Regions from separate parts of the Homo sapiens genome. Here region 2 is linked to region 1. Evidence: chromatin loops called from intact Hi-C (ENCODE). Cell type or tissue: dorsolateral prefrontal cortex. All regions are shown on one strand. Each heading gives the region's core, and the rest is flanking DNA. Links, peaks and the distances in the headings are about the cores only.

The links. Peaks named below come from ENCODE experiments on the same cell type or tissue, not always from the same donor. Only the 100,000 strongest peaks of a DNase experiment are listed, where the experiment ranks them.
Region 2: a loop joins it to region 1, with 7 times the contacts of the local background. A loop is called at or near these places in 11 of 110 quality-filtered maps.

Annotation. Positions count from the first base shown.
Region 1 is chr10:79,270,071-79,279,915 of GRCh38, forward strand. It overlaps ZMIZ1 (zinc finger MIZ-type containing 1), which reads left to right. Exons shown (of 25, transcript NM_020338.4): 8 at 7,111-7,255. Among named protein-coding and RNA genes, the nearest start is that of PPIF, 72 kb to the right of the region's middle. RefSeq lists enhancers at 3,349-4,219, 4,220-5,091, 5,092-5,962 and a silencer at 9,616-9,785. In dorsolateral prefrontal cortex, for the core only: a CTCF peak has its summit at 4,745; DNase peaks (open chromatin) are centred at 4,381, 4,841, 5,491, 5,688 and 1 weaker place; H3K4me3 peaks cover 1,870 bases; H3K27ac peaks cover 6,669 bases.
Region 2 is chr10:79,331,113-79,340,957 of GRCh38, forward strand. No RefSeq gene overlaps it. Among named protein-coding and RNA genes, the nearest start is that of PPIF, 11 kb to the right of the region's middle. RefSeq lists enhancers at 1-499, 174-1,373, 373-632, 500-1,000, 673-952 and cis regulatory regions at 491-991, 561-1,061, 604-1,104. In dorsolateral prefrontal cortex, for the core only: no CTCF peak of the experiment used is centred there; DNase peaks (open chromatin) are centred at 4,199 and 4,739; H3K27ac peaks cover 3,666 bases.

The DNA.
Region 1 (9,845 bases), core at 1,037-9,036:
ACAGGTACAGGGGCAAATACAGGGCCTGTCACTGCCCCTGGGGAGGGCACGCCTGAGCAAGCCAGGACCAGCTGCCCCGGCATCCTCACTCAGGCCTGCCTCACCCGACATCTGGTTTCATTTTTTCCCCCTAACGGACAGACAGTATGGGGGCTGCTGGCTACAGGGGAGTTGCTGGAAAGGTCTTGGGGAAGCAGATGTTGGGAAGCTGGCTCTTCCTCGGTGCCTTCCTGCCTGGTCCCCTTCTGATCCTCAGAGCCAGTGCTTGTTCACTCCCTTTTCTGTTTTAGATGAGTGACCACAGGGTCACTGGCTAGTGTTGGTGCTGCCTTCGCCATAGCATCCTTGGGTGCAGCTGGTGCAGGGCCCTTAGACATATCCACTGGGTCCCATTTATAGAAGATACCAGCCCTGGTCGCACACACCACTATTTCACATGCCACTAAGAAGGAAGAATGCGCCGCCGATCATACTATGGCACAGCGCCACTGGAGGACACGTGTTGCTTGTCAGTGATCTTGGTTAAGTCACGGCTGGTGTGGAGTGGGAACCCTGGTGTCCCCGTGGCTTCCTGGAGACGCTACAAAGACTAGCATAGGCAACAGGAGCATGAGGTCAACTGTCGCTTCTGCTGAGGTCAACTCTCCCTTCTGCTGGCCCCTCAGGGCTGCTGCTTCCCTGCGGATGTGGCAGTGACTATCTGGATCTTATCTACTAAAAGCCAGGGCCCTAGAGGGGGTCATGGGAGAGGCTGGGTCTGGGTCTTGGGCTGTTCTGGATCCTGGGGAACTGTCCCCACTACCCCCACAAAAGATGGCCACTATTGAGGGGTTGCTGTGGGAGTCCCATGGGGTGTCCTAGGGAAAGAAGAAGTAATGCCTTCCCTCCAGGGCCACCGGCGCCTTGCCACCAGCTGAAGCAGAGGCACAGCTGCCTCCAAATGGGGAATTGATTTTTGCTTCCTGCATCTCAGAGCAGGACACTCGATGTCCTCATTCTACCCCTAGGCGGCTCAGAAGGAGGCAGGGGGAAGGGGCCCTGTGCAACATGTGTGCCAGATGAGCACACAGGCCTGCTCATCTACTCAGGGCCCCCACCATCTCCATGAACTTCTGGAGCTTCGTGCCTGCCCAGGCCCTTTGTCTCACCCTCTGCTATGTGATCAGAAGCAGAGATGCAAAGTCCCAGGACCATCCTGTTGTTCTCTTCTCTACTGAGCGAGGCAGAAACACCAATCGTGGTGTAATGAGCATATGCAGGGATTTGTGTGCCTGGCTCCCCTGGGCTTCATGGAGGTAACGCGGTCCCATCCATATGGCTACCCTAGGAGATGAGGAAACTGGGGTGCAGGAAGGTTAAGTCACTTGCTCAAGGTGTCACACAGTAACAGACAACTGGGATCAGGTCTTGGGTGTTGGTTTCAGGCTATGCCTCAGCAGCCTTCACAGTGTTCTGGGATGCGGAGTTGGATATGGGGTTGCAGGGATTGGTGAGGGTCCTTGGCCCTCCGCCCACCCTGCACACTTGCTGGCTTCTACTTGGATATCACAGGGGTTGGCTTGCAACACTAATTTACACCCCATATCCAGTGAAGCAGGCAGCTCCTGTTAAACCCATTTTATAGATGGGAAACTGGAGGAAGCACCATTAGAGATGAGCCTTAAAGAAGTGCAAGTTCTATAAGGAAAGAGGCATGAAATTGCAGGGTGTCTTGTGGGGCTGGCGCATAGAGAGGTGGGCCTGGAGCCTGCTGGGCAGAGGGGGCTTACGAATAAGAGACCACCTTCTGTCTGGAAGGCTCTTTCTTGCCTGCTACAAGCAGAGCACACACGGCGCTGAGAGGCTCTTCGTGCTAACTACATGCCAGACACTTTTAAACACTTTGTAGGTGTTAGTGTCATTCGATAGCACAGTAAGGCTGGGCTCAGTGGCTTATGCCTGTAATCCAAGTACTTTGGGAGGCCGAGGTGGGTGGATCACTTGAAGCCAGGAGTTCGAAACCAGCCTGGCCAACATGGCAAAACTCCATCTCTACCAAAAATATATATATATACACACACACAAAATTAGCCAGGCGTGATGGTGCACAACTGTAGTCCCAGCTACTCGGGATGCTGAGGCACAAGAATCGCTTGAATCCGGGAGGCAGATGTTGCAGTGAGCCAAGATCGCACCACTGCACTCCAGCCTGGGTGACAGAACAAGACTGTCTCAAAAAAAAAAGAAAAAAAATAGCACAATAACCCTAAAGAGTAAGCATTAACATTTGGCAGATAAACCGAAGCCCAGAGAGATTGTACTGTTTGCCTAAGGTCACGTAGGTGTGAAGGGAATGAGGTTTCGAATCGAATCCAGACTTTCGGAGTCCCTTACCCTGAACCACAGGGTTGTAGCTGCCAGCTGAGGTCAGGAGAGATGAGCGCCAAGGCGTCCTCCCAGCCTGCGGAGCTTTGCACGTCATCTTAAGTGGTTTGGACTCAGCAGTGGGGGCCATGTGCGGTTTCAGCAGGAGTGCTAGCCTCGCCTGCTTCACCGCAGTACCTCCAGAACACACAAGGTGCTCAGCAGCCAGTTGTTGAATGAACGTTGGGTGAGTGATAGAACACCTTGGTACTGTAGGTTAGAATGGATCGAGGTGAGGGAGTCTGGTCACAAGGATGCAGTTTGGAGAGGTGAGGGGAGCTCAGTGGGTTCACTTTAGACGAGTTGGGTGGTGCGTGCTTTTACGTTTTACGCTGAGACATTTGAGGAGTGCTTGGAAGTCTGGATTAAGGCTCAGCATTGGCAGTTCGAGTCTGGGATGATTCCCTGCTGCTGTCCCAGCCCCAGCTGTGGTCACCATGAGGTGAGCTGGAAGGCCCCAAGGTCCTCGGCACCAGCCCCTGGACAGGCTGGAGAGGATGACAGGGGATGGGGCTTGGTGAGGAGCCTGAGAGCCCAGTTTCTGGGGTGCCTGTACCCAGCTCAGCACCTGCTTGATAAGAACCTGGTGCCTTGGGTGATGGGGGAGAGGGGATTTGTTTAGGGGTCAGAAGCAGTGCATTTGCAGGTGGTTGTGCCTCTATTTCTCCTCCCCCAAAGAAGGCTGTTACCCATCAGAGATCTTGCTGGAGGAGAGGGGGCAGTGGGTACTGCCATAGCTGTACTGTCAGCTTGGCTGACGGGGGGTGGTCCCATGGGCCTCTGTGGCCAGCTCTGCAGGCCCCCTCCTGACCCTAACCCCCTTTCTGTGGCTGAACCTCTGCTCCCAACAGCCCCTCCTGCTTCTTGGTTTCTTTTTTCTTTCTTTCTTTCTTTCCTTTTTGGAGGGGAATGGAGTCTTGCTGTGTTGCCCAGGCTGGAGGGCAGTGACGCGATCTCAGATCACTGCAGCCTCCACCTCCCGAGGTCAAGCAATTCTGCTCAGCCTCCCGAGTAGCTGAGATTAGAGGCGCTGGCTACCACACCTGGCTAATTTTTGTATTTTTAGTAGAGACAGCATTTCATTATATTGGCAAGGTTAGTCTCGAACTCCTGACCTCAAGTGATCTGCCCGCCTCAGCCTCCCAAACTGCTGTGATTACAGGTGTGAGCCATCACGCCCAGCCCCTGCTTCTTGGTTTCTGACAGGCAGAAGGCCTCCCCATGTTGACACCCCAGATTGGAAGGGGCCCAAAAAGTTTGCAGGGTGGAGCTACAATTCCTCTCCACGCCCCTTGGCAGGCTTTGGAGTATCTCACTGCCAATTGCTTAGCCCCTTGGAGGGTGGCCGTGGGTCTAATGGCATTCATTGACAGCTGTGCAAGTGATGTGTACGTGGGCCTCCCGCCGTGGGAGCACCAGGCAGGAGGCCAATCGTCACCCGTCTGTGGGAGAGAGGCAGTCACATGTACTGGCCAAGGCTGTCCTGGGCCCAAGCGAGCTGCATTTTATGAAGGGGGAAAGGGACATTGGGTCCTAGCTGCCATTTTAATTTGAAAATTGGGGACCTCTGTGTAAAAAGGGGCCTTTGGGGCCAGCTCTCTTAACCACTGGTAAGTGGGGCCCACAGGACAAGGGACAGGCTGGCCATGTTGGTTGCTTAGGCAGTAGAAGGCACTCTTGACCCTGCCTGCAGCACAGAGGGGCTCAGGTCAGGACTGACACTGCCCTCCCATTGCCTGGTATGCTCTGCGCACACCACACCAGGTCCTCCCGTCTCTCCCACTCACCCTGGGACTGTTTTTGCCATTCTAGCAAGTGCACAGACCAAAGGCACGCAGGTCAAAGAAGCATGCAGGCCAGCCCCGCCTAATTAGAGCAGACAGACTTCCCAGTCCAGATGTGTGAGTGACTGGCCAGGCGCACCCAGACACCCGCCCAGCTGGTGTCACTCTGTCTGTCCTTGCGTAATCCCCTGCCTGCCTCTGTCTGTCCCTGTCAGCCCTCCTGGTTCTCTCGACAGTGCCCAGACTCTCTTTTTGGCTGCGAATTCCCGGGTGTTGTCATTAACCCACGTTTGCCTCAGAACAACTTGTGTTGGTTTGCACCATAAGGAGAACACGCACAACATCCACTGCCCCGCATGCGGCTGCCAGCGTGGCCTCTGTGCTCACCGGCCTCGGGGGTGAGGGGTGGTGACTCCCCATCCCCCCACCACCTCTTGGTTGTAAGAAAGTGGCCTTTGTGGCTGGCTGATCCACATATCACGCCTGTTTGCGGCATGCCAGACTGTACAGCAAGGCCCTGTCACGCAGCCAGCCTGCCTTTATTCCCTTTATGGAAACCACTCCACTAGGGGCAGGAGGACAAGGGCTGTCCTTGGCTGAGCAGGGGGTGGCCCGTGACATTGGAGGAAAGCCCTGATTCCCCTGTGGTGCCTCCGCCCCCTGCATGGCAGGCCAGCCCCCAGGAGGAGCGAGGGCTGCGAGGGGTGGGGCGGGCAGCAGGCGGCACCATCTGTGGCCGTCCTTTGTGCTGGCAGTGGAGTGATCCCTCCGTCACTGCGATCCAGCGGGCCTCGTGCTTGGCGTGCAAATGAGTTTCCAGATGCCCAGTGCCCCCGCACAAGAGGCGGTACCTAGGGGCCTGGGAGAAGGATGGAGTGGGCTGGAGGCTCGTTTTTGTGTGTCCTGGCCTGCCCGAATAGGCTGCCTTTCCAGCTGTAGCACATGTGTGCTGGACACCCACATAGGGGTGTTTGTTGGTTTCTGTGCAGACACACATGACAGAGGAGAGTGTCTCTTCTCTCATACTGTCCTCCTTTTGAGGGTGGTGGCAAGGTGACCCCACGGAGGGGGGCAGGACACATCTTTTAAGACTTAGCTCATCCACCAGGCCCCCTCCTGGAGGGAGAAACAGGGCCCCTCTTGGGGACCACAGCCCCTGCTTGCCTTCTTGGTTGGGCATCTTTGTGTACCACACAAGCTGAGCAGATGGAGCAAGCAGCTCTGGCGACTTCTCGGGGCTTTGGGCTGACGGGAACCCCGTCCAGGATCTGGGCGGCTTGGGATGGCAGCCTGCCCAGCCACTCCCGGTCACTGTGCCTATGGGTGTCTTCCACCAGTGCCGGCCAAACGTGGTGGCGTACAAGAGGCCTGAGGGGTTCCTTATTGAGTCAGAGGGGCTGGGGAGCTGTGAACACCTAGGATTTTGCCTTCTGAAGGCTTTCACCTCCTCCCCACCTTCTGGTCCAGCCTCAGGCTCTACCACCAGGGCATGGGGCCAGGAGCAGGAGCACTGTCTCTGTCCCTGCTGACTCTGGCTGTGGTTACTGTGAGTAGCTTTGCCTGACTGGGCCCCCGTCTACTCATCTGTAGAATGAGGATAATAATAGCTAATGATGTCCTAGATGGTCAAGAAAAAAAAAGGATGCAGAAGCACGTTGTGCAGCATCCAGATGGGAGACCCTTGAAATGTGGAGTCGGCTTTGCACCCAGCCAAGTGGCTGAGCAGTTATGATTCAAAATATGCCTGGCCACTCTTGCCCATCGACTACTTCCATAACGCTCAGGTCACTCCCAGCAGGAGTAGGACATCAGCTGAGGTGTGGCCACCCTTTGTCCAGCATTCCACAGACCCAGCAGGCCCCCATCCGTCCCTCCCTGCAGCCTGGGAGGAAGGCAGGACACGAGGCATTACTCCTTTTTACCTCTAAGCAAACTGAGGCCCAGAGAGTCTGTGGGCTCCTGAAGTCAAACAGCAAGATGGTGACTGAGCGCAGCCAGTTCCCCAGCCCTCAGCGTCCTCATGTACTTCAGGAGGACAGGCCAGCTGAGACACGATGGACAGCCCAGGCTGAGACACGCTGGCCTGGGAGGCGCTTTTGGCTCCTGTGGCCACGTGGGGACAGTGAACAGTGAAAGAAAATGGAAGTTTTCCCCAGTCCCCAGTTCATGTGGGGCTCTCTTATCCCGGATGTGGATGGCTGCTCTGTGCTCCTGCCTTGGGCACCCCTGGCTGCCTCCTGCTTGGCCCCCCACCACCCTGGCCACCCTCTGCTCTGGACATCCTTTGTCTTCCTAGGCATTTGTGCCCAGCAGAGCAGGGACCAACCGTGGGTGTGACCAGAAGGTGTGTGCTAGGGGGCCAGTTTCTGGGCAGGAGTTTCAGGGACAGCCCTGCAGACACTCCTAGGTTGTCAGCAGATTCCAAGATTTTGTTCAAACCTTGTGATGTTTGAGCCCACCCATGGGGAGAAGCCACGCTTTGCCTCTGATCGAAGTGTGAGGGAGTGAGCTTCCCTGAGGGGGATCTGGGGTGGTGGGCAGCTGCTAAGCTTGCCCTGACTCAAGGTCTGTGTCAGGCCCCCTCACTCCTCCAGTTTCCACTTGGCACCATCTCTGCCACCCTTCCCATCATCCTGACTCTCCCCCTCTTTGCCTCCACGGACCACTACTTCCTGCACGCGGGCCATTCTGACCCCCTCTTCATGACAGAAACTTTTGTATCCTCCTTCAAGGGTGTCAGTCCCATCTTACAGTTGAGAATACTGAGGCCTCCCAAGAGGGCTGAGTAAGTCTTCTGGCGTCACACGAATCTGGGAGCAAAACCAGCATGGATAGCACCCAGTCTGGGGAGAGTTGGGGGGGGGTCTTGGTGTGGCAGAGCATGATGAACAAGCACCCACTGACTGTCCTGTCCTTCCTGCAGCCTTGTTGTCCTCCTGGTGCGAAGAGCTCGGCCGCCTGCTGCTGCTCCGACATCAGAAGAGCCGCCAGAGCGATCCCCCTGGGAAACTCCCCATGCAGCCCCCTCTCAGCTCCATGAGCTCCATGAAACCCACTCTGTCGCACAGGTAAGTGGGTGGGTGCCATGGGTGCAGGTACTGAGCAGACACCCCTCTGGTCTCAGATCTCCTTGGACATGTCCCTGGGGTGGGGGCCTCTGTGCAACCATGAGGATGTTGCATTTTCTAAGGTGCAGTTGTTTTTTTACATCTTCGTGGGTGAGCCCTGTTTCTCCCTCTCAAACAGGTTGAAAGCACTGAGTTTGTCACTTTGGTGGAGGCTGTTTTTCTTCAGGTTCTAGGCTTCTGGCAGAACGTTAGAAATTCTGAGCTCAGCACCTTCCCTCTTTCTTGACCAGGGTATTGGGCAAACCCAGAGAAACCAGGGGCTGACAGGGATCTCAGGAAGGCCACGGGGTTGGTGGTTCCAGCCAAGATGGGGACAGAGCCAGCCCAGGCCAGCCACCCTGGAGCCAAGTAAGACTGGGCTGGGTCCACCAGAAGCCCAGGGTCACAGGCAGGCATGGGCTTGCTGGAGGCCGACAGCACCGAGGGATTGTCCAGTCCACCTGTGCCAGCCTCAGAAGGAGCACGTGGCCAGGACTGGCAATTCCCCCAGTTAATTATCTTTTGAGTCCCTTGCTGAGCTGGGGATGCTCTCTCTGAGCGCTCTGCAGGCTGACCCTGCAACAACAGGGCCTGTCATGCTGTCTGCTCTCCCCTGTGTGTGTCTCCGCTAATGATCAGGAGGGTCATTTGCAGTCAGAGCTCGGCTCTCATTATCCAGCCTGACTGAGGGACCCGCAGCCCAGAGCACACTGCAGGCAGACCTGGGTCGCACCATCGAGGTGCTGCTGGGAACTCGGGTGTCAGCCACGCTTTATAAATCGAATTAGAGGCTTGTTGACTTTCTGAGCTGGAAAGGACCTTAGTGCTCATCATGTCCAGTGCCCTCCCTGGGCCTGATTGCCCCTGACATGTGGTTGCCTGCCTTGGTCATAAGCCCTTTGTACCATCGCAAGCCCACCACCACCCAAGGGCACTGCCTCCTCAGATCCTGGGTCTGGCTGCTGAGCAGCTCCAAGCTTCTCTTCTGTAGCAGTGTTCCTTAGTGCATTTACACAGGGTAGTTTTTCTTTTTATTATTATTATTTATTATTATTATTATTTTAATTCTTTTTTTTAATTTTTTTTAGTATTTATTGATCATTCTTGGGTGTTTCTCGGAGAGGGGGATTTGGCAGGGTCATAGGACAATAGTGCAGGGAAGGTCAGCAGATAAACACGTGAACAAAGGTCTCTGGTTTTCCTAGGCAGAGGGTCCTGCCGCCCTCCGCAGTGTTTGTGTCCCTGGGTACTTGAGATTAGGGAGTGGTGATGACTCTTAACGAGCATGCTGCCTTCAAGCATCTGTTTAACAAAGCACATCTTGCACCGCCCTTAATCCATTTAACCCTTAGTGGACACAGCACATGTTTCAGAGAGCACGGGGTTGGGGGTAAGGTTATAGATTAACAGCATCCCAAGGCAGAAGAATTTTTCTTAGTACAGAACAAAATGGAGTCTCCTATGTCTACTTCTTTCTACACAGACACAGTAACAATCTGATCTCTCTTTCTTTTCCCCACATTTCCCCCTTTTCTATTCGACAAAACCACCATCATCATCATGGCCCGTTCTCAATGAGCTGTTGGGTACACCTCCCAGACAGGGTGGTGGCGGGGCAGAGGGGCTCCTCACTTCCCAGACGGGGTGGCCGGGCAGAGGCGCCACCCACGTCCCAGACGGGGCGGCGGCCGGGCGGGGGCTGCCCCCCACCTCCAGGACGGGGCAGCTGGCCGGACAGGGGCTGCCCCCCACCTCCCGGACGGGGCGGCTGGCCGGACGGGGGCTGCCCCCGACCTCCCGGACGGGGCAGCTGCCAGGGGGAGGGGCTCCTCACTTCCCGGACGGGGCGGCTGCCGGGCGGTGGGGCTCCTCACTTCTCAGACTGGGCGGCCGGTCAGAGACGCTCCTCACCTCCCAGATGGGGTGGTGGCGGGGCAGAGACACTCCTCAGTTCCCAGACGGGGTCGCGGCCGGGCAGAGGTGCTCTTCACATCTCAGACGGGGTGGCGGGGCAGAGGCGCTCCCCACATCCCAGACGATGGGCAGCTGGGCAGAGACGCTCCTCACTTCCTAGACGGGATGTCAGCCGGGAAGAGGCGCTCCTCACTTCCCAGACTGGGCGGCCGGGCAGAGGGGCTCCTCACATCCCAGATGATGGGCGGCCAGGCAGAGACGCTCCTCACTTCCTAGACAGGGTGGCGGCTGGGCAGAGGCTGCAATCTCGGCACTTTGGGAGGCCAAGGCAGGCAGCTGGGAGGTGGAGATTGTAGCGAGCCGAGATCACGCCACTGCACTCCAGCCTGGGCAACATTGAGCACTGAGTGAGCGAGACTCCGTCTGCAATCCGGCACCTTGGGAGGCTGAGGCTGGCAGATCACTCACGGTCAGGAGCTGGAGACCAGCCTGGCCAACACGGCGAAACCCCGTCTCCACCAAAAAATAGGAAAACCAGTCAGGCATGGTGGCACGCGCCTGCAATCCCAGGCACTCGGCAGGCTGAGGCAGGAGAATCAGGCAGGGAGGTTGCAGTGAGCCGAGATGGCGGCAGTAC
Region 2 (9,845 bases), core at 853-8,852, 61 kb after region 1:
CTAGGATTGGAGGGCAGGGAGGGGCCTACTGCAGTCTCTAAGGTAGGGGGCCGCAGAATGGGGAGGAAGGATGGACCCGAGGGATGCCAAGGAGGTATAGAGGAAAGGGTGGATGCCTGATTGGCAGGAGTGGGGTCAGTGGGAGAGAGAGGGGGCAAGGGTGACTCAGGTTCCTCTCTTGGCACCTGTGATGGGTTAGTCCTCAGCCTGGTCCAGCTCCATCCCGTGGGCTTCCTGGCTGAGTGAAGCCAGGCCCCGGCTGACTCACTTCTGACCATGAGGTGTGCCCTGCCCTGGTCAGCCGGCCTCACAGGCTCACCTGTGTCAGCCTCCTGTGATGCTCCCTGACTCGCGGGAGGAGAAGCCCAGATGACTTGGGCTTTGTGCAGTCAGCTGACAGAGCCCTCTAGCTCTCCAGATGTGCTTGGCAAGCCAGTTGGGCTCATGGGTGGCTTGGGGTGCCCAGGGAACCTTCAGAACCTGCATTGAGAATGGCCTTGGAAGTGTAGCACAATCTTTCTGTATTACAGAGGAGAAGACTGAGGCCCAGGAGGGCAGGAAGTAGCTCCAGGTCCCCCTCTTCCCACCTCCTCCCTATTCCCCTCTGATTTCAGCTCTGCAGCTGGTACAGTGGCCCACACTGGAGACAGAGGAGGGGCAGTGGTGGGAAGCCCCCAGGAGTCATGACCCCTCAGAGTACAGCACACTAGGGTGCGGAGGCATAGACACCCTTGGCCAGCGCTCTCTGAGTGCCTCAGCAGCTCAAGTGTGCGGTGGCCTTGGGAAGAGCTGGTGGGAAAGTCCCAGGCATGTGTCATCCTGTTGTCATCTATCCCACCCCGGGGACTTCCCCATATGAGCATCTTCTCCTCGTCATCTAGCCCAGCCCCCTTGCCTCAGACAAGGACTTCTCAATTCCCGTGAGATGTATTATGCTGTGTTCTGAGAACCAAGCCTCTTGGAAGGGGAGGAGAGATAATGCACCTTCTGGGCTCTGCTTCCACGCCAGCACACTGAACTCTTCTGGAATAAAGGAATTGTGTTTGTGTTTTAAAAATGCTTTATTGAAGTATAACAAAAATATAATGAGTACACAGATCATCAATGTAGAGTTTGGTAAATATACACATATGTACACCATGCAGATCAAGATTTAGAACACTTCCAGGACTCCAGAAGGCTGGCTCCCTTGTACCCACTTCCAGTGACCCCCTCCCCCAAAGTAGCCCCTATTCTGACTTATCTCACCATAGATTAGTTTCACCTACTCTTGTACTTTCCATAATCATATAGCATATCCTCAAGATTTTTGTAGCCTCTAGTCCCAGCTACTTGGGAGGCTGAGGTGGGAGGGTCGCTTGAGCCCATGAGATGGAGGCTGCAGTGAGCTGTGTTTACACCACTGTACTACATCCTGGATGACAGAATGAGACCTTGTCTCAAGGGAACAAAAAAGGACTCAAATTAAAAATTTTTAAAAATTAGTGTGCCACAGATGCCGAGGTCTTCGGCCATGCCAATTGTCACTTGAGCTTCTAAACTGTCCCCATTAGAGTCAGGGCTCATCCTCTGAAGGGGCCGTGCTTCCAATCTTCCCTGGTGCAGTGATTTTAAAACATGCAATTTCTTTTCCACCCCTGGCATTAAGAGGTGGAGTCTTATTCCTCTTCCCTTGAATATGGGCTGGCCTCTGTGACTCACTTCTAACCAGCAGCATGTGGCAGAAGTAAGGCCATGTGTCTCCCGGCAGTAGGTCATGAAAGCAACACAGCTACTGCCCGGGTCTTGCTCCTGGGCTCTAGTTCTTGATACCCAGCTCCCACACCATGAGGAAGCCCAGGCCACATGGAGAGGACACAGCCTGTGTTCCAGCCGACTGCCCGGCCGAGGTCTCAGCTGCCAGACACATGAGTGAGATTCATCCATGTTGCTGCCTGCATCAGTAGCTGTTCTTTTTTATTGCTGAGTAGTATTCCACTGTATGGATGTACCACAATGCATGTATTCACCCTACTGTTCATGGGCACTTCGGTTGTTTCCAGTTTGAGGCACCTATGAACATTCACTTGAAGTATTTGTGTGGACATACATACTCATTTCTCTTTTTTAAATTTAAAATTTGTTTTTTTTGAGACAGAGTCTCTCTTTGTTGCCCAGGCTGGAGTGCAGTGGTGCAATCTAGGCTCACTGCAAGCTCCGCCTCCTGGGTTCACGCCATTCTCCTGCCTCAGCCTCCTGAGTAGCTGGGACTACAGGTGCCTGCCACCACGCCCAGCTAATTTTTCGTATTTTTAGTACAGACAGGGTTTCACCGTGTTAGCCAGGATTGTCTCAATCTCCTGACCTCATGATCTGCCCGCCTCGGCCTCCCAGAGTTCTGGGATTACAGGTGTGAGCCACCACACCCAGCCTTTAATTTTAATTTAAAAAAAAGTAGAGATGAGGTCTCATTATGTTGCCCAGGCTGGTCTCACACTCCTGAGCTCAAGTGATACTCGTTTCTCAGTCTCCCAAAGTGCTAGGATCACAGGGATGAGCCACCATGACTGGCCCTCATTTCTTTTAAATATATGCCTAGGAGTGGAATTTCTGAGTCATAGGTAAGCATATTTTTAGCTTTAGTAGATAACTGCCAAACAGTTTTCTAAAGTTATTGTACCAACTGACACTCCCACTAACAATGTATGGAAGTTCCAGCTATGCCACATCCTCAGCAACCCTTTTTAATTTTAGCCATTTTAGTGGGTATATAATAGTATCCCATTGGGGCTTTAATTCGCTTTGTCCTGATGACCCTAAAGATGCTGTCTGTCTACCTTCTCACATGATTATTGGTCATTTGGATACCTTTTTGTGTATATGTGAAATGCTTGCTCAAGTTTTTTGACCACTGTCTATTGGGCTGTTTACCATTTCTTATTGATGGATGTAAGTTCTCTATACGTAGTGAACATGAACTTTTGTCAGATGTATGTATTGTGACTATCTTGTCCTACTTTGTAGTTTTTTCCTTCCTTCCTTCCTTCCTTTCTCCCTTCCTTCCTTACTTCCTCCCTTCTTTCCTTCCTTCCTCCCTTCCGTCCCTCCTTCCTTTTCTTTCTTTTGATTCTCTGTTGCTCAGGCTGGAATGCAGTGGTATGATCCTAGCTCACTGCAACCTGGAACTCCTGGACACAAGCAATCCTCCAGCTTCAGCCTCCTAAGTAGCTAGGACTGTATACAGGCACATGCCACCATGTTCAGTTCAATTAAAAAAATTTTTTTTTTGTAGAGACAGAGCTGTGCTATGTTTCCCAGGCTGGGCTTGAACTCCTGGTTTCAGTGGATCCTCCTGCCTTGCCCTCCCAAAACACTAGGTTTACAAGCATGAGCCACTGCACCAGGCCTGTAGCTTCATTTCTTAATTCTGTTTCGTTAATGTTGTCTTTTGATGAATACAGGTTGCTAATGCTAATGAAGTCTAGGTTATCTGCCTTTTCTCTTATGTTTCATGCCTTTTGCAGCCTCTGTAAGAAATCTTTGAGAAGCCTGTTTTGTGCTGGCCAGGGTTATGCCAGCTTCCATTCTGTCCTTGCTCCAGTGTAGGAGTCAGTCCGTTATTTACTCTCCTGCCATCTGTCCATCAATTCACCTGCCCACCTATGCATCCACCCACCTACTCATCTCCCCATCCATACTCTATCACCATTCATACATTTACCCATCCATCCACCCACTGATCTACCAATATTTATTGCCATCACTGTGAGCTGAGTGATGACAGGTATTAAGAGACTGAGATGGTGGAGGAGCTACTGAGATGAACAAGACCTCCAAGGAGCTTATAATCTGATGGGAAAAGCACAATATACGCAAATCCTCGACAGATTTTTATCTACCCTCATGTTGTTCCGAAGTCTGTAGCTTTCATTCATTACTCTCCGGAACCTCCATCCATTTGTCCTTGTTCTGTGACACTCCTTCCAATATTTGGAGATTGTCTGATTTCCACAGGCCTGAGCTGCAAATAGAATACCCGACCTCCCTTGTTACAGAGACTTGGCCTTTATTGATGTGGCCTGAGATGGTTGCCAGCCCTGACCCATCAATGGCTTAAATTCTGCTTGTGAGCAGCCTGTATTCAGAGAAGTGTGACCCAGTGGGGGGACCACTTCTCCCAGGGCTGACTGACCAGCTGTGGGGGTTTGAAGGCTGGCTCTGTGGGACTGGCAGGTGGCCCAGTCTGGCAGCAGAGAGGCAGGCAGTGGGCCTCAGCAGGAGTTTCAACAGGCTGACGGAGTGGGCAGAGAGGAAAATGGGGGTGGGTATAAGCTGTCACACTAAAGGGTAGACTCCTTCCTGGCTTGAAAATAGGGTGGATTCTGGCTCTTTTTTGCCGGGTCTCAGGTCAAGCTGGGGCCTAGGGTCTTGAGGTGGGGCATGGGGATAGTGGCAGGGAGGTCAGTAGGCCTCTACTCCTCCTGAGAGGCCCCCATCTGGACTCTAGCCATGAACTGGGCTAAAGTACCGCAGCTCCCCAGCCCTAGCCTCTGCCTGCCTCTCTCACCTTGACCTCTTCCTAGGGGCAGTGGCTCAAAACCAACAAAAACAACAAAGATCCCGCCAGCCCTGTCCTCAACATAGCCAGGCCCTGGTCACTCCTCTGAGAACTGACTGCCCAGAACTCCCCAGCAGGCCTGGCTGTGGTCCCGCCTGGCAGCACCTGCCCTCTCGAGGACACTGACCCTTTGTTGGAGGAGATGGCTTGTGGGGACAGCCTTGAGGAGGGGCTGAGCTGAGCGGGTCAGGCTGGCGCCAGGCGAGACCAGGAGCCTCAGCACACAAGGCCTCCTATACAGTGGCCTAGCCGGGGCAAGACCGGGCCCTGAGCAACAGTCCAACTGCAGAGTCTGATGGGGCTGGAGCCGGGGTCAGGACCAGGGAGGGTGAGCAGGGCCTCTACACTGGACACGCAGAGTCCTTCCTCTCTCCCTCCCACCTCTCTCCCCTGAGCTTAGCCCCTCTCCCTACGGTGACCCTGCCAGCTCCAGCCCAGGGGAACCACACCCACACCTGCCAGGGGTGACTGGACCCACCTTTCTTGTCCCTCCACCAGACAGAGAACCTCAGAGTGGCCTCTCTGCTACCTCTTTCCTCTGAACTTAGGGGTAACAAAGGCACCCTGGCTGGAAGTCAGCCCTTCCTGGCCTCAGTGCCTGAGCTGACCAGAGGCAGGTCTGGGCCTAAAGGAGGTCATTTCTGGCCTTGCTCTGTGGCAGCCTAACACTAAGTGTTTTCCCTGTGGCATCTCATTGGACCACACAGCAATCTCTGGAGGAGGTACCGATATTAGCAGCATAAATCAGTGGGGAGCCCAGGTGTGAGCCCAGACTGTCTGATCCCTGGATAGTCCGCACAGCATGGGGAGGTGTGGGGGGAAGAGGGAACTTGTTCCTCCTCCTGACGGAGATGGGGAATGGCTGGTGGATCTCACAGGGGGGTGTGCATTTTAGAGCCATGACTCTAGACACAGAATTTGGGCAGAGGGCTGTGCCCAGAGGTGGAGAGATGAGAGAGAAGGCTGTGTGACAGTCTGGGTAGCAGCCACAGGAGCAGCACAGGGGTCTCCCTTTAGGAAAGAATTTGCTGCTCAGCTGCAAAGAGTGCAGACCCTGCAGGAGTGGCCTCAGCCATCAAGAAGAGACCATGCTCTTCTGGGCAGCCCCAGTAAATACTGAGCGCAGCAGGCCTGGCCATTTGAGCTCAGTGGGGATGCCTTTTATGGCCACCTGTGCTCAAGAACTCCTGCTGGGTTGGCCCAGGACTGGGAAGATCTGTGTCGCTGTCTGAGGCTGTTCCTGCCCAGCCCTGCTTCCCCACTGGTCTTCCACAGGCAAGACGCCCCTGTAAAACCACGTGGGCTCTCAGCTATGTCTCAGCCCGTGCTTCCTGCAGGACCCAGGACAGAACTTCAGCTACTGCAGCGGCAGAAGGGAGGGATGGGAAGGAAACTTCACCTCTGTGCTACCGCCCACTAATGGCATAAGCTCACTCAACCTCTGGGTGCCTCAGTTTCCTTGTAAAATAAAGTTAATTATCTCTGGATAATAATCTCCTCCTCATGGAATTACTATGGGGACTCAATGATTGAATGAATGTGGAGAGCTCAGCACAGTACTTAGGTTACTTAATGTACACAGTTATTGAGACTTTTGGCTGCACTTGTAATGAATAGCTTGACAGGTTTCTCTTTGCTTTACTGTAAGCTCCTTGAGGACAGGGACCAGGCAGGTCCATTTAGCACAAAGCTTGACACCAGTGGGTGCTCCATAAAGGTTTGCTAGAGGAATGAATGGATAGGAGTAAATTAGATGGGGGGTTGTGCACAGTGGCTCACGCCTGTAATCCCAGCACTTCAGGAGACTGAGGCAGGAGGACTGCTTAAGGCCAGGAGTCCAAGACCGACCTGAGCAACATAAGGAGACCTCATCTCAAAAAAAAAAAAAAAAAAAAAATTACATAGGGATGCACCAGCCAAATATGACAAGATGACACCCAGTTTGTACTGGGATGCCTGGGTGGGTGGTCATGCCGTTATCTGACATGGGTGTCTAGAAGGAGAGGTGAGGTGGGGTGGGGATGGATAATGACTTCCCACAGGGCTATGGTGTTTGGGGGGTTCTGTAGACCTACCACATGAACAGAGCCCAGGCTGAAGGAGGTGCCTGACCAGGGCTCCTGTCAAACGCCATCAGGAATCCACTGCATGCCCTCAACAGGAGTTCTGGTTATCTCTAGCTGTGTAACAAATCACCCCAGACCTAGTGGTGTGAAACAACCTCACTCTATCATCCTTTCTCGCAGTTCTTAGCACTGACTGGGCTCAGCTGGGCGGTTCTCACTCAGGGCTCTCGGGTGGCTGCAGTCTGATGGTAGTTGGGTCTGGAGTCCTCTCAAGGCCTCCTCACTCATGTGTCTGGCAGCTGAGACCTCGGCCGGGCAGTCGGCTGGAACACAGGCTGTGTCCTCTCCATGTGGCCTGGGCTTCCTCATGGTGTGGGAGCTGGGTATCAAGAACTAGAGCCCAGGAGCAAGACCCGGGCAGTAGCTGTGTTGCTTTCATGACCTACTGCCGGGAGACACATGGCCTTACTTCTGCCACATGCTGCTGGTTAGAAGTGAGTCACAGAGGCCAGCCCATATTCAAGGGAAGAGGAATAAGACTCCACCTCTTAATGCCAGGGGTGGAAAAGAAATTGCATGTTTTAAAATCACTGCACCAGGGAAGATTGGAAGCACGGCCCCTTCAGAGGATGAGCCCTGACTCTAATGGGGACAGTTTAGAAGCTCAAGTGACAATTGGCATGGCCGAAGACCTCGGCATCTGTGGCACACTAATTTTTAAAAATTTTTAATTTGAGTCCTTTTTTGTTCCCTTGAGACAAGGTCTCATTCTGTCATCCAGGATGTAGTACAGTGGTGTAAACACAGCTCACTGCAGCCTCCATCTCATGGGCTCAAGCGACCCTCCCACCTCAGCCTCCCAAGTAGCTGGGACTAGAGGCGTGAACCACCCCCAACTAAGTTTTTCATTTTTTTGTAGAGATGAGGCCTTGCTGTGTTGCCCAGGCTGGTCTTGAATTCCTGGTCTCAAGTAATCCTCCCGCCTCAGCATTCCACAGTGCTGGGATTACAGGTGTGAACCACCCATGTCTAGCCATAGTTGAGTCTTAATAGTAGCTGCTCCATGAAGAAGTGTGAGTGAATTCATGAGTAAGGGAGAGTGACCAGGGCCTGGACAGAGTCCAGCTCTCAAACTTGGACTTTGCCTGGTCCCCTCAGCCTTCTGTGTCTGGACTCTGCCCATTCAGGGTCTAGGATGGAGACCTGTCTTGCTTTTTCCAGAATTTGACCCTGTCCTCTGTCCCAGGCTTGGGGTCCTACTATTGGAAACCCTATATGGATGACCACTGCCTGCCTACTGGCCACCAGTAAAGACTTCATGAGTAAGGGAGAGTGACAGGTCTGTACCACCATGCCTGCCTAATTTAAAAAAATTTTTAATTTGTGTAGAGATAGGGTCTCACTATGTTGCCCAGGCTGGTCTCAAACCTCTGGGCTCAAGCGATCCTCCTGCCTCAGCCTCGCAAAGTGCTGAGATTAATTTGGGATCCATCTGGTTACTTGTTGATTCCTCTGGTGTCTACTAAGATCCTTATTTTCATCTGGCTCTGGTCCACTGACGCAGTCCCTATTGTCATTTCCTTGTCCAGCCACATGGCCTCCAGGTCTTCAGGCTCCTGGGTCACTCTGTGCCTTCTTGGGCCTCCAGGAAATCTGTTCATGGCTGCTGGGAGCCCTACCTGTCTGGACACACCAGGCAACCAGGTTGCATTCCCCACCAGGGAAGGGCCTGGCTCTGGATTCTTGCTCCTTTCTTCGACTCTACTCAGAAACACGGCTCAGGATGCCTCTGCTTTTGGATTCCTGGAGTTCATCTGGGGTTTCTCACATCCCCTGATGGGTCTTACTCCCTTGCTTCCCCTCCACTCCCTTCTTCCTCCAACCATGAGGGTCTCTTGCAGGTTGGGGGTGAATGAAGGTCGCATCTGAAAGGGAAGGCTGGCTGAGTGATCATGTATATTTTCTAAACCAACTGGCAAGTATCCTAACTTTTTTTTTTTTGAAACCTTAAAGCCAAGTATTGACATCTTTGTCCTTATTTCTGAAGTCTGCTTGCCCCAAAGCATGGAAGGAAAGGGCTGGGAGAAATAAAGAAACACAAGTTACTCTTCCCAACTGTGCCAGTGGAGCCTTTAAAGTGCAGAGTTTTAAGCCAGGTATACCACCAGATCGTTGCCTAGTTTTCCTTATACTTCCTTGCATTTGCTTCTGTGCTTAGAAAACTTTGACCACTTTGAAACCAGTAACCATATGTCAGTATTCTCTTCCGGCCTTTATGGTTTCATGTTACATTTTACTCACCGATATGCCAATAAATAACTCTGGAGGCTGAGGCAGTTGGATAACCTGAGTTCAGGAGTTCAAGACCAGCCTGGCCAACATGGCAAAACCTCATCTCTATTAAAAATACAAAAATTAGCCAGGTGTGGTGGCACACACCTGTAATCCAGCTACTCGGGAGGCTGAGCTCTGAGAATCACTTGAACCCCGGAGGTGGAGTTTGCAGTGAGCCAAGATAGCGCCACTGAACTCCAGTCTGGGTGACAGAGCGAGGCCCTGTCTCCAAAAAATAAAAAATAAGAAAAAAAAATAAACCCAACAAAAAACCCCCAAAAAACAAAACTCTGAGGTTGCACGCTGCACTTTCTGTTCCCCCAAGCAGCCTCAACTTAGGGGGTCTAAATCGCAGAGTCTCTGAACCAGAAGGAGCCAGACAGGTCACCTGGCCCCACCACTTAGCCCAAGCAGCCATCTTCTGTGGCATCCCTGCTTGGTATCTCTCGCACAGCTTCAGCCATGAGGAGCTTCTTACTTCAAAGTATCATTCTGCAATATTGCTGACTGGTAGGAAGCTTTCTGTCTAAATGAACCCAAATCTGGCTCCTGCTCATCCTGGTCAGGCCTATGAAGCCCCACTGTGGCCTCTGCCCCAGTGCAGCCCTCAACTCTCTAGAGATGGCATTGTGTCCACCCCACCACACTTCTACTGTGACCAGCTTTAGTTAGATCTTCTCCGAACACCCTTGATTCGCAGGGTCCCCTGCTCCTTGATTCTCTGCTGAATGGGCTGGGCCTGTCCCCATGGAGCTGAAGCTTCCGCTGTGATCCCGAGATATGCCTGGACTCACCCAGCCCCAGGGCCTGTGATACGGACCCTCTGTCCTAGGAACATAGGCTGCTAG